Linked DNA regions of Homo sapiens: region 2 is linked to region 1. Evidence: read pairs that join two places in POLR2A ChIA-PET (ENCODE). Cell type or tissue: CD4-positive, alpha-beta T cell. All regions are shown on one strand.

What was found. ChIA-PET counts read pairs that join two places held together with the same protein. Peaks named below come from ENCODE experiments on the same cell type or tissue, not always from the same donor. Only the 100,000 strongest peaks of a DNase experiment are listed, where the experiment ranks them.
Region 2: POLR2A ChIA-PET joins it to region 1 with 17 read pairs; 7 of 35 experiments call an interaction of 5 or more read pairs at or near these places.

Annotation. Positions count from the first base shown.
Region 1 is chr11:4,069,684-4,077,683 of GRCh38, reverse strand. It overlaps STIM1 (stromal interaction molecule 1), which reads right to left. Exons shown (of 13, transcript NM_001382567.1): 6 at 7,481-7,658; 7 at 3,005-3,182. Among named protein-coding and RNA genes, the nearest start is that of RRM1, 21 kb to the left of the region's middle. RefSeq lists an enhancer at 4,671-4,965. In CD4-positive, alpha-beta T cell, a CTCF peak has its summit at 4,797 (motif pointing right); a DNase peak (open chromatin) is centred at 4,823; H3K27ac peaks cover 742 bases.
Region 2 is chr11:3,938,940-3,946,939 of GRCh38, reverse strand. All of the region lies in intron 1 of STIM1 (stromal interaction molecule 1), which reads right to left. Among named protein-coding and RNA genes, the nearest start is that of PPIAP40, 49 kb to the right of the region's middle. RefSeq lists an enhancer at 3,880-4,009. In CD4-positive, alpha-beta T cell, a CTCF peak has its summit at 4,356 (motif pointing left); DNase peaks (open chromatin) are centred at 4,099 and 4,349; H3K27ac peaks cover 5,256 bases.

The sequences.
Region 1 (8,000 bases):
GGAATACAGTTAAAAGATCTAACATAAATATTAGATTCTCAGAAGGAGAGGAGAGAATGGAGCAGAAGTATATTTTAAGAGATATATAAGTGCTAAAAAGAATGTATATTCTAGAGTTAGGCAAAGTGTTCTATATGTGTCAAGGAATTCAAATTTATTAACCATGTTTTTAAATTTTTTATATCCTTATGGATGCTGTTGGTGGCTTATTGAGAGAAGCATATTAAAATCTCTAACTTTGATTATAAAATTTGTCTAGTATCATTTTAGTTCAGTCAATATTTGCTTTACATATTTTAGACTACATCATTAGATGTATCCAAATTAAGGGCTGTTATATATTAAATTGAATTCATCCACTTATAATTATGAAATATCTATTTTTGGAGTCCAGTAATACTTCTTGACCTAAAGTTTACTTTATATTAATGTAAATATTACATTTATATTAATATATAGCTACCCTTGCTTTATTTCACTTAGCAACTGCTTTAGGTCAATACTTCATGACCTAAATCCTATTTTATATTAATATAAATATTATATCAATATATAGCTACTCCTGCTTAATTTTGCTGCTTTATTTTGTAACATATATCTTTTCTCATATCCTTTTCCTTTAACCTTTTTTTGTGTTCTTATATTTAAAATGTGTCTCTTACGAACAGCATATAATTGAGTTTTGGCATTAATCCAATCTGACAATCTTTGCCTTTTAACTGAATTGCTTAGTTGTTTTTTTATACAAACCAAGTCTCAACAAGTTTCAAAGGACTACACCCACACAGCATATGTTCTCTGATCTTAGTGAAATTAAACTAGAAATCAGCAAAAGAAAAATAACTTAAAAAGTCCTCACATGTTTGAAAATCAAGCAATATACTAGATAACCATGTCCCAAAAAAGGAACCACAATAAAAATTAGAAAACTTTTTGACCTGAAAAATAAAAAAAAAAAAAAGAGATTCCTGAATGATCACCTTACTTGGGGGAAAAAAAACAAAGATCCTTGACAGCCTACCTCATATCACATACAAAAGTTAATTTGAAATAATATCCCTAAATGTGAAAAGACAAACAATAAAGGTTCAGAAGAAAATTTAGGGAAATATCTTGGGGATAGGGAAGGATTTCTTGAACAAGAAACAAAAAGCAAAAAGCATCAATTTTTTTTTTTTTTTTTTTTTTTTTTTTTTTTGAGATGGAGTCTCACTCTGTCACCCAGGCTGGAGTGCAGTGGCACTATCTTGGCTCACTGCAACCTCCACCTCCCAAGCTCAAGCAATCCTCCTGCCTCAGCCTCCCAAGGAGCTGGGACTACAGATATGTGCCACCACACCCAGTTAATTTTTGTATTTTTAGTACAGACGGGCTTTTGCCATGTTGACCAGGCTGGTCTCGAACTTCTGACCTCAAGTAATCTGCCCACCTCAGCCACCCAAACTGCTGCGATTACAGTCATGAGCCACGGCGCCTGACTGCATCAATCATTTTAAAAAACTGATTAAATTACACTTCATTAAAATCAAGGGCTTCTGTTTATCAAAAGACAATAAAGCAAAAAAAAGTCAAGACTGAGAGAAAATATTTTCTATATATATGTGTATTTATATTGACAAAAGACTAATATCCAAAATATATAAATAATGCTTACAAATCAATAAGAAAAAGACAGACAATCCAATTTTTAAAATGAGAAGAGATTCCCAAATCAAATGGCCAATAAATTTATAAAAAGGTGTTTAATAATATTAGGGAAATGAAAATTAAAATCACAAGATACTACTATATATTTACCAGAATGTTTAAAATTAAAATGCCTAAAAATACTGAGGTCATGGATCAACTAGAATTCTCTTACATTGTTGTGGCAGTATAGATTGGTACAATCATTTTGGAAAATTGTTTGACAGTTTCTAATAAAGCTAAATACATGAATATTATATGTCCAACAGAAATGAGGGCTTATGCCCACCAAGAGACATATGCAAGAAGGTTCATAGCAATATTATTCATAAAAGTCAACAAAACTGCAGACAACCCAAATGTTTATCAACAGAAGAGTGGATAAATTAAAGTATACTCATACAATAGATTATTACTCAGCAATGGAAATAAACCAACTATCACTACATGCAACTTTGATGACTCTCATAGACATAATGTTGAGTGAAAGAAACAAAACACAAAAGAGTATATACTGTATAATGCCATTTATATGAAGTTCAAAATTAGACAAAACTAATCTGGTTTACAAGTTGTGACAGTAGTTAACTTTTGGATGAAATATTAATTGGGGTAGCAAAAGTGAGTTTCCTGGGGTGCTGAGAAGGTTCTGTATCTTGATCTGGGTGGTAGTAACACAGGTACATGCATATGCAAAAGCTTGCCAGCTGTATACTTATGACTTGTACACTTTATGTAAATACCTCAAAAAAGGAACAAAATAACTGTTATCACCTATTATCCACTGTTCTTTGAAAATCATAGTGACTATTTTTATAATTTTCTTTTTTTCTTTCTTTCTTTTTTTGTTTTTTTTGAGACAGAGATTCACTCTTGTCACCCAGGCTGGAGTGCAATGGCACAATCTCCACTCACTGCAACCTCCACCTCCGGGGTTCAGGCAATTCTCCTGCCTCAGCCTCCCAAGTAGCTGGGATTACAGGTGCCCGCCGCCACACCCGGCTAATTTTTTTGTATTTTTAATAGAGATGGGCTTTCACCATGTTGGCCAGGCTGATCTTGATCTCCTAACCTCAGGTGATCCACCTGCCTTGGCCTCCCAAAGTGCTAGAATTACAGGCATGAACCACTGTGCCTGGCCCATAGTGACTATTTTTTACAACTTGAACTCTTATTGTTGGTAAGAGTCCAGTGACTCTAGAACATAGTCTTTGGATCATATTTCAAATTCCTCACACATGTAACTTTCTAGCCAGACCCTGGGCCCCTGCCCTTTACCCACCCGTCAAGGTGTCCAGGAATTTGTGGACTCTCCTACCTGCTCCAACTCCTCCTCAGCATATTTTTGGCGGCTCCGCTCATTCTCAGTACCCTCCCGCAGCTCCTTCAGCCGCTGGGCTTCCTGCTTAGCAAGGTTGATCTCATCGCGCAGCTTCTTTTCCAGATGGACCTTCTCCACCTCCACTGTGCGGTGCTCCTCCTGGGCCTTGTGCAGCCTGGGGGGGCAATGCAGGGAGCTGGAGGAGGCCAGGCAAGGGGGTGCCAGCCAACATGCCATGAGTCATGGCATCAAAGAGGAAAATGACAGCTCCAACTCTCAGCATATATTCTCCCTGCTCTGCTGTGTGTCTGGCTCTGAGCTAGCTCAAGGCCCATAGAAACCACAGTCATTACCTAATTCACACACTGACCATCATTTTGCTGCCAGTAATCAAGGCTATGAAGCCAGGCTCTCAGGCATCTGAATCCCTCCTCGAAACTATCTCATACTAAAATCATAACAAGTACCAGTTTACAAGGTATTTCCCATTTGTCCTCCCAGCAGATAATGATATATTGGTATCATTATCAGCCTGGGACAGGCAGATACAGAGTCTTGCAACTTGTAGGAAGAACTGAGGCTAGAATTCCAATCTGTGTGACTTCAAATGCCACAATTATTCCTCTTATGTAGTGGTATCTAGAAAGTTCAATGAATGTAGAATACCCTGCAAGCTTGACAAAAAGATCCAGGGAAAACCTAATGGCTGAGAAATGACTGGGGTGGTAGCAGAGGGGTGGATTAGGGAAGATGAGGAGGAACTATTGAGCTAGGAGTCCTCTTGGACTCCTGAGCTTCTGTTCCCAGAAGCACAAAACAAATTAAATTTATGCCAAAGGACTCAGGAGAGTCCCCTGCTGCCCCCAGGCCCTGAGTTCCTTTCCTAAGTATCTTCCTTAGTGGATAAGATCTCAAGGGCATGAGTTATAATGTAAGTCTACCCTTGCACCGTCACACACATTCCCTCAGTTCACCGACAAAACCTTCCATCCAGCTAAACAAGCCTTCCCGCTTCTTCACTTCTTTCCTCCACACGGCTATCTATGTTAATACACTCATTCATTCATCTATTCATTCACCGAGTTCTTTCAAGTGCCTACTAAGTGCCAAGCCCTGTGCTAAGCCCTAAATACGTGGCGATAAATCAGAAAGCTCTCCCTGCCACTGAGGAGCTCATGATTTACTCCAACAAAGACAAGTAGACAGATAACTGTATTCAGTGTGACAAATTCTATAATAGAAAGAGATAGATATAGATATATAAGGTCTTGGGTCTTCCCAAAAGATGGAGTCATCAGCTCTGCCTGAAAGGAGTCAGGGAAAGAAAGAGAGACTTGGGCTACACCCAGAACAAAGACTGAGAGTTTGCTAATCCCTTTGGAAGAGAAAACGGACTTTACTGTCTGGTCTTCCTTTCTAAGTAAAAACCACCAGGTTACCAGGGGACCAGATTAGGAAGGAGAAAGGATGGTGAAGAAGAGATAAGATATATAGCTTAGACTTGAGGTATAGAAAAGAAAGGATAGACTACAGAACAAGAAGGACCCCTAGAGAACACTGACCACTGAGATAATTAAGTAGATGAAACAAACAGAACTCAATCTGTAAAAAAAAAAAAAAAAAAAAAACCTCTAAGTCCAGAGCTATCAGTGGCGGAGACTTCAAAAGACATCATGGAACAAGCAAGGAGGTAAGAAGAGGAAATGTTAGGCTGCAAGCTTCCCGCAAATTGTGATCTGCCTAATTTGTCCCTGAAGAGAAAGGGAGTTGAACCCCCTGAAAATGAACACCAGATGGCGATATATGCATAGGCAAAGACAAATCAGAGGCGCCATTTCCTGCCATCTCCTTCCCTTGCTGAATATCCTCCTTTACTGTACTCTTCCATGACCCAACTATATAAAGTTACACCATTAAGGATTCACTTCTTCACTGAAATACTGTCCTTTTATGAAAGCAGCCTCTTGAGAAAAGCCAATACTATGATATGTCTGTCCTTTATAATAATAGCGAGCTCCTTTAAAGTAGAATCAAGACTGACACCCTTTCATAGTTCCAATAAGGTCTGTTAGAGATGGAGAACAATAATCATTGTTGGGTGTAGAAATGAGCAAATAAGTATACAATTAAGCACTGCCCCACTCCAAGGCAACAACAATTAGCATTGCAATTAGTCCTGGCTCTAAGCAGTTGTGTGACTATGAGCAAGTTTTGCCTGTTTTGGGAATCAAAATTCCTGCCTGCCTCAAATAATTATCTTGAAACTCAATGAAATCCTAACTGGACTGTATATGTAGAATTATATTTATTCACATAAATTATCAGGAACTCTGTAATAAAGCTCTGTGAAAGCTGGCATTGCAGGTCTGTTAATACAAGGAGGAACCAGGTGGCATGTGGGCTCTGGACACTCAGAGGAGGATATATGTGTGCATGTGTGCAAGCCTATCTCTAGGGGGAAAAGGGGAGGGGTGTCTTTGTCTCTTTCTAAGTGCCACAGTGGTCATTTAGCTCTGGAAGCTTTAGGGAGCAGGGAGTGCTGGGAGCTTAGTTTTATCCCCAAACTTGGAATGTCTCCTGCCTAGATTCTTTTGCCTTTGGAATGGAAACAGTACATGTTTTTCAAACAAATGAGGTATGGGGACTGCTCAGACAGCAGCAGTTAGCTCCTAACTGGCAAAGGGCCCAAGAACAAGGGGCCCAGCAAAGTAGCCAGGAATCAGCTTAGAGATCAGACCCCTCTTGCTCCCTAGAAGCCCAGCCCATGGAAATAAATCCAATAAGTCTGCTACCTCAGTAGAGGCAGCACCCTGGAGTGTCAAAATTCCTAGTTCACTACTTACTGATATATGACCCTGAACAAAGCACTTACCCTCTCTGAGCCTTCATTTCCCCAACTCTAATAGTACCTACTTCAAAGGGCCATAGTGATTAAAAGTAATAATGCATTTAAGTATTTAACAATACCTGGCTCACAAGAAGTCTTGTCCCTACCCCTCCAAATTAAATAGTGTTTACCATTTAAAAATAACACAATGGCTGGGCACAGTGGCTCAGGCCTGTAATCCCAGCACTTTGGGAGGCTGAGGTAGACCTCTTGAGTCCAGGAGTTCAGGAAAAGCCTGGGCAACACAGCAAGACCCCTGTCTCTACAAAAAATAAAAAAATTAGCCAGGCATGGTGGCATGCACCCAGCTACACAGGAGGCTGAAGCAGGAGGATCTCTTGAGCCCAGGGGGTGGAGGCTGCAGTGAGCCATGTTCATGCTATTGAACTTCAGCCTGGGCAACAGAGCAAGACCCAGAGTCAAAATAATAATAATAATAATAAATAGAAATAAATGAAAAGACAAGACTTCATTTCCTTTTACATGAATTCCTGCAAAGACTTCCCAACTAGAGTCCCTAGGCTTCCAGAATCATTTTCTAAAAGACAGTCTTGAATAGACCTCTCCTCTTCTCGAAAACAAAACAACCAAAAAAACCTGATTTGACTCTCTATTGCCTTCTGCATCCTACTAACTTCCCCACATGCATCTTAAGGTTCCAGGGATCTGACCCCACCCTATACACTCAACCTTAACACCTAGGACCTCGCTACCCATCTTTAAAGGCTACCTCCTCAGAGTCCCACATCCACTCATCCACCTCTTTGTCTTTCTAGACATTAGCATTCTTATCCTATAAGCTGAGTCTGGAACTAAGTCTGCATTAAGTGTGCTCTCACTGCTGCTTCTTGTGGGTGTGTAAGTTTTTTTTCTCAGGACCAGTGAATTTCTCATAACTGCCATCACAGAACTGGTTCCTAGACGTCAGGACTGACTGACTGACTGACGGGCACTCTCTTTTCACAGTTAAATCTTCTGCCATAGTTTTGAAGTCACATTTTATTTTAACAGAATCCCAGACCATCTGAGTTGGAAGTGTTCTCCTAGGAGAGTTTAGCATTCTCCAAGGTCAATCCCTTCATATTACCAATGAGGAAATAAATCCTGGGAGGGAAAGAAATTTATCCAAAGTTATATAGCAAGTTAGTGTTTATGAGATTTAGACTCCTTATAAGAAAGAACTAAGGACAGTAAGAAGGAAGGTTTTGAGGTTTCTTTGGGGAACAGTAAAGAACAGTTCATTACATCTATTTATATGCTAGGAGAAGCAGTCCAGAGACAGGCAGAAGGAAGAATGACCCCATAACAAGCAATGGGAAGCTCAAGACCTCTGGCAGCTACACATTTCTCCCTCTGAAGCTAAGAGGCAAAAAAGATAGAAACAAGTTTCTCCCCAGGAGGAATAACTGCCCAATAGCAATTGGAATATCAGCAACCTAAACTTGCAATGCAGTTTTGGAAGGATGATGCAGCCTGGGCTGCCATGCTGACAAGGTCTCAGGGGCCAAGTGGCTCACACCCAGGTGGAAATAGGAGGTTCCCAAGAACTGGCAGGGCCTCACCTTTCCTGAAGGGGCAGGCCTTACCTTTCCTGAAGGTCATGCAGACTCTGCTCAGCTCGGTGTAACCCCTCCAAGTCCTTCATCATCTTCTTCATGTGCTCCTTGGAGTAACGGTTCTGGATATAGGCAAACCAGCAGCCGCCCACACCAATAACGATAGACACCACCAGCATGAAGTCCTTGAGGTGATTATGGCGAGTCACTGCCAGAGAGGGGAGGGCATGATGAGTTAGGGTGCCCACTGCACACTTAGCCTTGCAGACTCCACTGCATCCCTCCTCTATGAAGCCTTCCATAACAGACACACTCTCCCACTGAGAAGGAATTAGTTTCTCTTCTTAGATACACACTTGCCATACACTATTACAGTAAGCTCTATGTCTATCTCTCTGCTAGCCAAGGCTTTGTTTTGAAATGAGAGGCCTTACAGCAATACAGGATGCTTATTAAATCACACTTTCTTAAGATGCAGTGAAGAGGAGAGAACTAGTGCCTTCTCAATATGCCCCAGCCATCTCTGGGCTGGATGAGCCCATATGCCAAG
Region 2 (8,000 bases), 130 kb after region 1:
GTTGGTTCAAATCATTCATTTTAATGATGACAGCCTGAGACACAGAGAGGGAAAGGGCTATGCCCAATGTCACACAGTCACACAGTGGCAGAGCCAGCACTGGAACTCAAGGCTTCTAACCTCATGGGCCACTGTGCTTCCCAACTGGTTAGAGTGAGCCAAATAAAGTTATTTACCTGGAGCGATGTGGGTAGTGTTTTGGCCCTGGAAAAAGTATAGCAGGTCAGGAAACATAATATAAGCAGGATATGGTAATGGCTAACAATGACAGAACCAAACAGGGCCAGCCTAAAGGAGCCAAAATTAAAATGCTTCTGATTGCTTAAGACACTTGGAAAACTAAGAGGCAGAAAAATATTCTGGTTATTTTTAGGAACCTAGAATCCAACGAAGAACAAGCAGGGCAGGCAGATAGAAAAGGCCAGAAATGCTAAGAATAATCTCAAAGTATGCTACTTTCTTTGTCCTAGGCCAAATATCCAGAAAACATCACCTCAGAAGCATCTCTGGGTTTAGCTCACTATAGGGGTACTATAGGAACCAGCAGATTCTTGGGTTCCACATGCACACAGCCAACAGGTATGGAGACGAATGACATTTACACACTTCCTGGCATTTCATATTAATTTAATTCTCACATCAGGCCTACAGGACAAATATTTTGATTCCCATTTAACAGATATGAAAACTGGGGTGTAGAGAGGGCAAGTCTCTTGCTCATGATCATAAAATTAGTATTGTATAAGGAAAATTCAGCATTCAAATGTATACTATTATTCAAGAAATTCCTATCCAGCGCCTGCTGTTCCAACCCCATTGATATAGTTGGGATATTCATCCCTACCCAAATTTCATGTTGAATTGTACTCACCTATGCCGGAGGTGGAGCCTGGTGGGAGGTGTGTGGGTCATGGGGGCGGATCCCTCCTGGCTTGATGCTGTCTTCATGATAGTTCTCACAAGATCTGGTTTAGAGTGTATGGCATCTCTCCCCACCCACTCTCTATCTTGCTCTTGCTTTTACCATGTTAAGTGTCTGCTCCATCTTTGCCTTTCACCATGACTGTAAGCTTTCTGAGGCTTCCCTAGAAGCTAAGCAGTTGCCAGCACCATGCTTCCTGTAAAGCCTGCAGAACTGTGAGCCAATTAAACCTCTTTTCTTTATAAATTACCCAGCCTCAGGTATTTCTTTATAACAATGCAAGAATGGCTAATACACCTGTGCTAAGAACTATAGATATAATAATAAAATAGACATGGTCCCTGGCCTAACAGAGTTTCAATCAGGGAAGAAGTTAAGCAATAATGATTATTATAATAATACACAACATTATTTTTTTTGAGACAGAGTCTTACTGTGTCGCCCAGGCTGGAGTGCAGTGGTGCAATCTCGGCTCACTGCAACCTCCGCCTCCCGGGTTCAAGTGATTCTCCTACCTCAGCCTCCCGAGTAGCTGGAATTACAGGTGTGCACCACCATGTCCAGCTAATTTTCTTTTCTTTTTTTTTTTATTTTTTTATTTTTAGTAAAGATTGTGTTTCACCATGTTGGCCAGGCTGATCTCAAACTCTTGACCGCAGGTGATCCACCCGCCTCAGCCTCCCAAAGTGCTGGGATTACAGGCGTGAGCCACCATGCCCAGCCTACACAACATTTTTGAATGCTTACCATATGCCAGGCACTAGTCTCCACTCTCCATATATACTGCCTTATTTAAATTCTCACAATAACTGCCAGTGAGGCAGTTGCCATTATTCTCTTCATTTTATAGATAGGAAACTAAGGCACAGAGAGATAAGTAACTTGCTCAAGAGCACATAGCCAGTAAGTTGTAAAAGTAAGGATTCAAACCCAGGCAGCTTGACTCCAAAGCCTATACTCCTAATAGCTACCTCCAAACAAACAATGGTAAGACAGCCTGGTGAGTACTGTGATAGAGGGAAGTCAGAGAATATGGAGGGGCCTTGCTGGGACAACTGGGTCACCCGTATTATATAATGAGGAGTCACTAGATAAAGACAGGAAAGAACAGAAAGATGAAATTGAGCATTGAGGACTAGGCTTTAGTAGCTGATTCCTCTAGAGATAGGAAAACCCTAGCAAGAAATGATGGGATGATGACCAGAGTCACTACACTCCTGCTCTGATTAGGGTACCATCACCTCTACTGTGCAGAGCTCTGTCATCCAACAGCTCACCGATGCTCACTACAATTCAAGGAGTCAGGCAGAGCAGAGATTCCTGATCCCACTTGACAAATGAGGCCCACATGGCGGCAGTGATTTGTCCTAGGTGGCACAGTGAGTTGGTGACAGAAGAAAGTCTCTTACTTAAATTGTGCTCTTTCTACTAGACTACTCTGTCACAAAAGGAAAATCCAAAACATAGTATTGATGAAGAGTTAAAAACTGTAGATTTCTCTGACCATTCTCTTTTCAACTTACCATCACTCCCATCCCACTTCCCCCTCCACTCCCACTACACAGGCACAGAGAGTTCTGGCTGCTTAAATATACTCATGCTCCCTCCCTTGGTGCCTCCAGAGGCCAGTGATTCAATCAGCGAGTTAATCAGGCACAAAACCTTGGCTGCCATGAGAAGCCATGTCCTCAGGGAAACATTCCCCTCCATCAGCTCATCCACAGCATACAAATCTTTAAATGGCAATTAAAGAATTGAGAAGAATGCTGAAAAGCCAGGGGAAACACCCTGTAAAAGGAAAACATTTCACATTATCTCACGTCTGCATAGAAGACATAGAATTTGGCCCCAGCCTAAGGCCCCTTCCTCTAAACAACTCAGTTGGGGTCTTAAGTTCCTAAAAAAGAGAGAAAATGTGCTAAAAATCCATCATTAACTCATTAACTAATTCATCTGTTCATTCACTATTGATGTCTATTCTGTACATAACCTATGTTAGGTGGTAGAGCCACACAACTTAAAAAAAAAATCTCTGCCTTCAAGAAGTTTACTTTCTAGCTTGTACTTCAATATAGATGAAGATATCCTTTGACTAATACATTTGCTTCTGTCACTTATGTGAATCTGTGTATATACGTGATAATTTGTTTTCTTTAAGTCATAGTGATATGACTGTGTAAGATATGCAAAGGAAAAATGAAAGGAAAGTTGTCTTTGTTCCTTAGTATGATTTTCCATCTATTCTAGGATAATTTTTTGTTTGGTTGGTTTTTGTGTTTTGCAGAGACAGAGTCTCTCCTGTTGCCCAGGCTAGCCTCAAACTCCTGGGCTCAAGTGATCCTCCCACCTCGGCCTCCCAACATGCTGGGGTTACAGGCGTGAGCCACTGCACCCGACCTAGAAGATGTTTTTTTTAACTGTGAACTGGACTGTGGCTCTCTTGGAAAAACCTATATTGAGCAATAATCTTTTTTTATTAAAGCACAATAGCTTTACCAGAAGAAAAAACAAAAAAAGTTTACCAGCTTACAGTCTTTATTGTCTGGTGAAGAAGACAGGTAATTAAGAGGCATTGCATGGAGGTAAGAATAGGTATGGTGTGTCATCAAGTTACCAGCCAAACCAGGACTTCAACCCAGTTTCTCTATTCCAGTTAACGATGCAGAAAAGCACTCCTTAAATGGCCATGTAATATTTAGATAGCATGTGGCAATCTTATCATGTGAGTAGTCCCCATTTTCTACTAGGAAATATCTACAATCACAGGATATACCAGGTTCTGTGGAAGCAAGTTGACTAATTCTTTCCTAGGAGTCAAGGAAAGGCTTCCCAAAGAAGATGCCCTCAGAGCTTGGCCTTAGGAAATACAAAACATCTAGATGGCAGAAGGCTGAGCATGCACAGACACAGCTGGCAAGCTCTCTAAGAGCAGACTAGAGGGTCCCAGGCTCCTAGCAGAAGAGTTGCCTTGGGGTAAAAGAAATGATATAACCCTGGTTGCTTTAACAATGATAACATCCTTCTGGGGTGTCTGTTCCAGGCAAAGTCCATCTAACTCTGTAAAGAACCTAACTACTCTGCACTCAAAAAGCTCTAAGCATTAGCTTGAGACTCTACAAGAGGTTTCTCTACCTTGCTCTCAAACACTTACTTCCTGCCTTGCACACTAGCCCCCAAAGCAACCAGGAACACATTACCTCATAAAGAGGTCTGCTGGTACCACAAATGGCCTTAAGACATGAGACTTAAAGCCAGCCAAAATGAGAAATGATCCAGTTCAAATGCAAACTTTGGAGGTTTTAACCTTCAGCTGGCCAAAGATAAAGATAAAAGTCCTTTAATGCTGTATAAACAGAGAGCAAAGCAAACAACCCATACGAAACCACAGTTCATTGAGAGGAAATCCAAAATCCAGTAGTCCCTGCCACCTACCGGTCCATCACCAAACCCATGTTCCAGCTAGGCCCACTCTAGGCCCACAGCACAGGCAGCACTACAAAGAAGGATAGGGTAGGTTCTCAGGAACTCTCCTGAGGCACATCCAAATGGAAGAGGGCAACTGTCTATGGTTCCTTCCCACCCTCAACACTACCCCAAATGCCAGATCAGCCTGGCCCTTATGGGACTTACAAGTTTACAAGGAAGCTGAAAATGTGTCATCCAGGCACCTCAGACCACTCTGCCCAGGAAATGGAGGCTATGCATAGTGAGACTGCCTGCTATAAGTGGTCTAGGTATTATATGGCCATTAGTGCTTCTCTGCACAGCTCATTGGAGTAGACAGACCAGGTTGAAGTCCTGGTTTGGCTACTAACTCGATCACACACCATATCCATTCTTACCTCCATGCAGTGCTCACCAATGATCAAATTCTACCCTACCTTCAAACCCAATCCAAGTACTGCCTCCTCTAATGAGATCTTCCTGCCTTTTACAGTCATCAGTGATCACTCTATTTTTATTTGAACATTTTTTAATTGAGATGTAATTAAAGCCTATTTTTGATCATTTTATATACTCAAAAATATGTACAGACAGGACTTGGTGGCTCCTGACTATAATCCCAGAACTTTCGGAGGCAGAGGCAGGAGGGCTGCTTGACTCCAGGAGTTCAAGACCAGTCTGTACAACAACATAAGACCCTCTCTCTACAAAAATAAAAAATTAGCTGGGTGTGATGGTTCATACCTGTAGTCCCAGGTACTCAGGAGGCTGAGGTGGGAGGATTGCTTTAGCCCAGGAGGTCAAGACTGCAGTGAGCCATGATCATACCATTGCACTCTAGCCTGGGCAACACAGTGACACTGAGACACACACACACTCTCTCTCTCTCTCTCTCTCTCTATATATATATATATATATATGTATACACACACACTATCTCTCTATATATATATATGTATACACACACACACACACACACACACACACATATATATGCTTCTTCTATGGCAATACTATTTGCTACAACACTGCTGCATTCCTTTCACCAGAACTCACGTTATTTGACAAGGCTGCCCAAGTCCTACACATCTACTGCTTAACCCTACCAAGAATTACTTTCAAATATAACAAATGTTTTGTACTGTTAGGTGATTTAACATGGACACACCCTATCTCAAGAGCCCATTGCCAACTCTCTTTCCTCTAATTCATCCTGCACCTCCCAGTCAGATCTGTTTTGTTTAATATCACTTTATGCAGGCCTCACCTTGCTTACCACTTTCATGGATCTTCATTACCTACAGCAGAAGTCTTCGAACTGTAGATATCAATCCCTCAGTCAGTGGACCATTTTTGTTCTGTTTAATTATCAGAGTTCATTAGTAGAGGCATGTACTCTTTTGTAAAAGTTTTGTTTCATTTAAATAATAACAATAAAAATTATAGCACCTCACATGTGTCAGGTACTATTCTAAGCACTTTATATTTGTTACCTCATTCATCCTCACAACAACCCTATGAGGTATCATTATCAACATCTCCATTTCTCAGCTCAAGAAACTGAGGCACAGAGAAGTAAACTAAGTGGTGGCATATAGAGACAGGCAGTCTGGCTCTAGAGTCCAAGCTCTTAGCTACTACACTACACTGAAGAGTACAAGAAAGGCCTTTCTATAAATATAAATATATGCATATGGCATAAAAACACTTCCTATAAAAACATCTCTTTTAAATAAAGTCCAAACTTCTCTGTTTCTTTAATTTTACTCCACTGCTTCTTCCATGTATCCTCCACTCCCCCTAGATTGACATTCTCTGTGGGACCTGTTCCTTCATTCATGGCTTGCCATCCCCCCTTTTCTCTTTCTCCAAATGCTAACCAACCTTTCCAGTTTAGGTCCTCCAGGATGGCTCCTTGAAAGGGTCGTAGGGGAGGCAGTCAGTGCATGGGGGTATGCTGCTTCCCAATAGTTCGATGCCTACCATGATGCATCAGCCACTATGTTGGTGCTTTACACACATCACCTCATTATTCCTCACAACCCTGTGAGTCTGCTGTTATTATCCCCATTTTACAGAAAAGGAAAAAGTAGTTCAGAGAATTATGTTAACTTGCCAATGGCCTACAGTTCTAAAGCATACACTCTTTCTGCTATACCTTCTCAGCCCCTTATGATCTATTCCCCACATTTAAATATTTACATGTATACAATTTGATTTTGCATTTTATTTAAACTGCCTCAAACTATTTTCCCATTTATGTATGTGTCTTATCTCCCCAACTGGACCCTGAGTGAGCCCCTCTCCTCCCCTCACACCAACGGCTTCCTCTGTAGCACCTAACAGAGCTAGGCATTCAAGAGTTTTGGCCAAACCAAATTGGTAAGTCTGGGCTCACTAGAAGACGGAACTGTTGTGTTCTGGGTAAAGCTACTAAATAGCTGTGCTTTAACCATACAAAACCATGAATTAATTTCTTCTGGAGTTAAGGAAAAAGGTCTCTTAACCAAGAAAATCACATAGTGAAGTCTATGAGTCACTCTTGTCAGCAATGATATGAAGATCCCAGAAAACAAGTAACAAAAAAAGATTTACAGTGGGTGGAGTGTTTTTTCCCTTCCCACTCCTTAGGGAACACAACTGGAATGATGATCTCTAACGAGTGCACACAGCTTCAGCTACAGAACAAGGGAATCCCAAAGAGAAGGTCAACCAAAAACAGCCAACCCAAAAGGTGCTCAGAGAAAGCCCCCAGGCAGCTCAGAAGAATAGGGAAAGAAAAATACTGGCCAAGGAAACAAAGAATCTTCCTTGTTCCTAGTTCTATGTTCTGATTCATTCATTTATTTAACAAATATTTATTAAGAGCACTGAGGATACCAGTTGATCTAGTGTGTAATCTGGACAGGTAAATTATTTAACTTCTCTGAATCTCAATTTCTTCATCTCTAAAATGACTTAATAAGTACTTTCTTGCCTATATCACAAGGTATTGGGAGGGTCAAATGAGAAAGGATAGACTAACATTGTGGACAAATAAAAAAGCTGTATTTTTTTAATTGTGGTAAAACATACATTTAAAAGGCTGTATTTTACATCTGTATTTCTCTGGCCTAAGTGGAATGCAGTGGTTGGGAGAAATGCAGAAATGAGATCAGTGGTAACCTCAACTATGTCATAGTCACCTACTTTCCTGACCCCACTGTTGGGCCTGTAAGATTTGCAAGAATCACAGAACAAAGTCAGTTCTAGAATTTTCAGTTTGGAAAAGCCTAGAAGAATCACAGAATCTCAGAGCCAGAAGGATCTTTAGAAGTCACACCTCTCTCCTCTCTCTTCCATCATAACCAGATAATCATGATGGTACTGTCTAAGTGTATATCCTCTGATAGCCCCAGAGATCAAGCAGCATTTTATAAGCTAGTCTATCTAGTCTCAATTCTATTGCTATCCCTTAGTTTTTAGAAAATTCTTGTCTAAATATTTTATATAGGGCTCAGTTATATGTCATACAGAAAAGTTCTTTGCCCAACTTGGGGCCAAACATAAAGGGAGAACAGTACCTTGCTGAAGCTAGTATGGCAGTAGTGGAGAAAATTAGTAAGAGTCCCTCCTAGGAGAAAGGGGTTTCAAG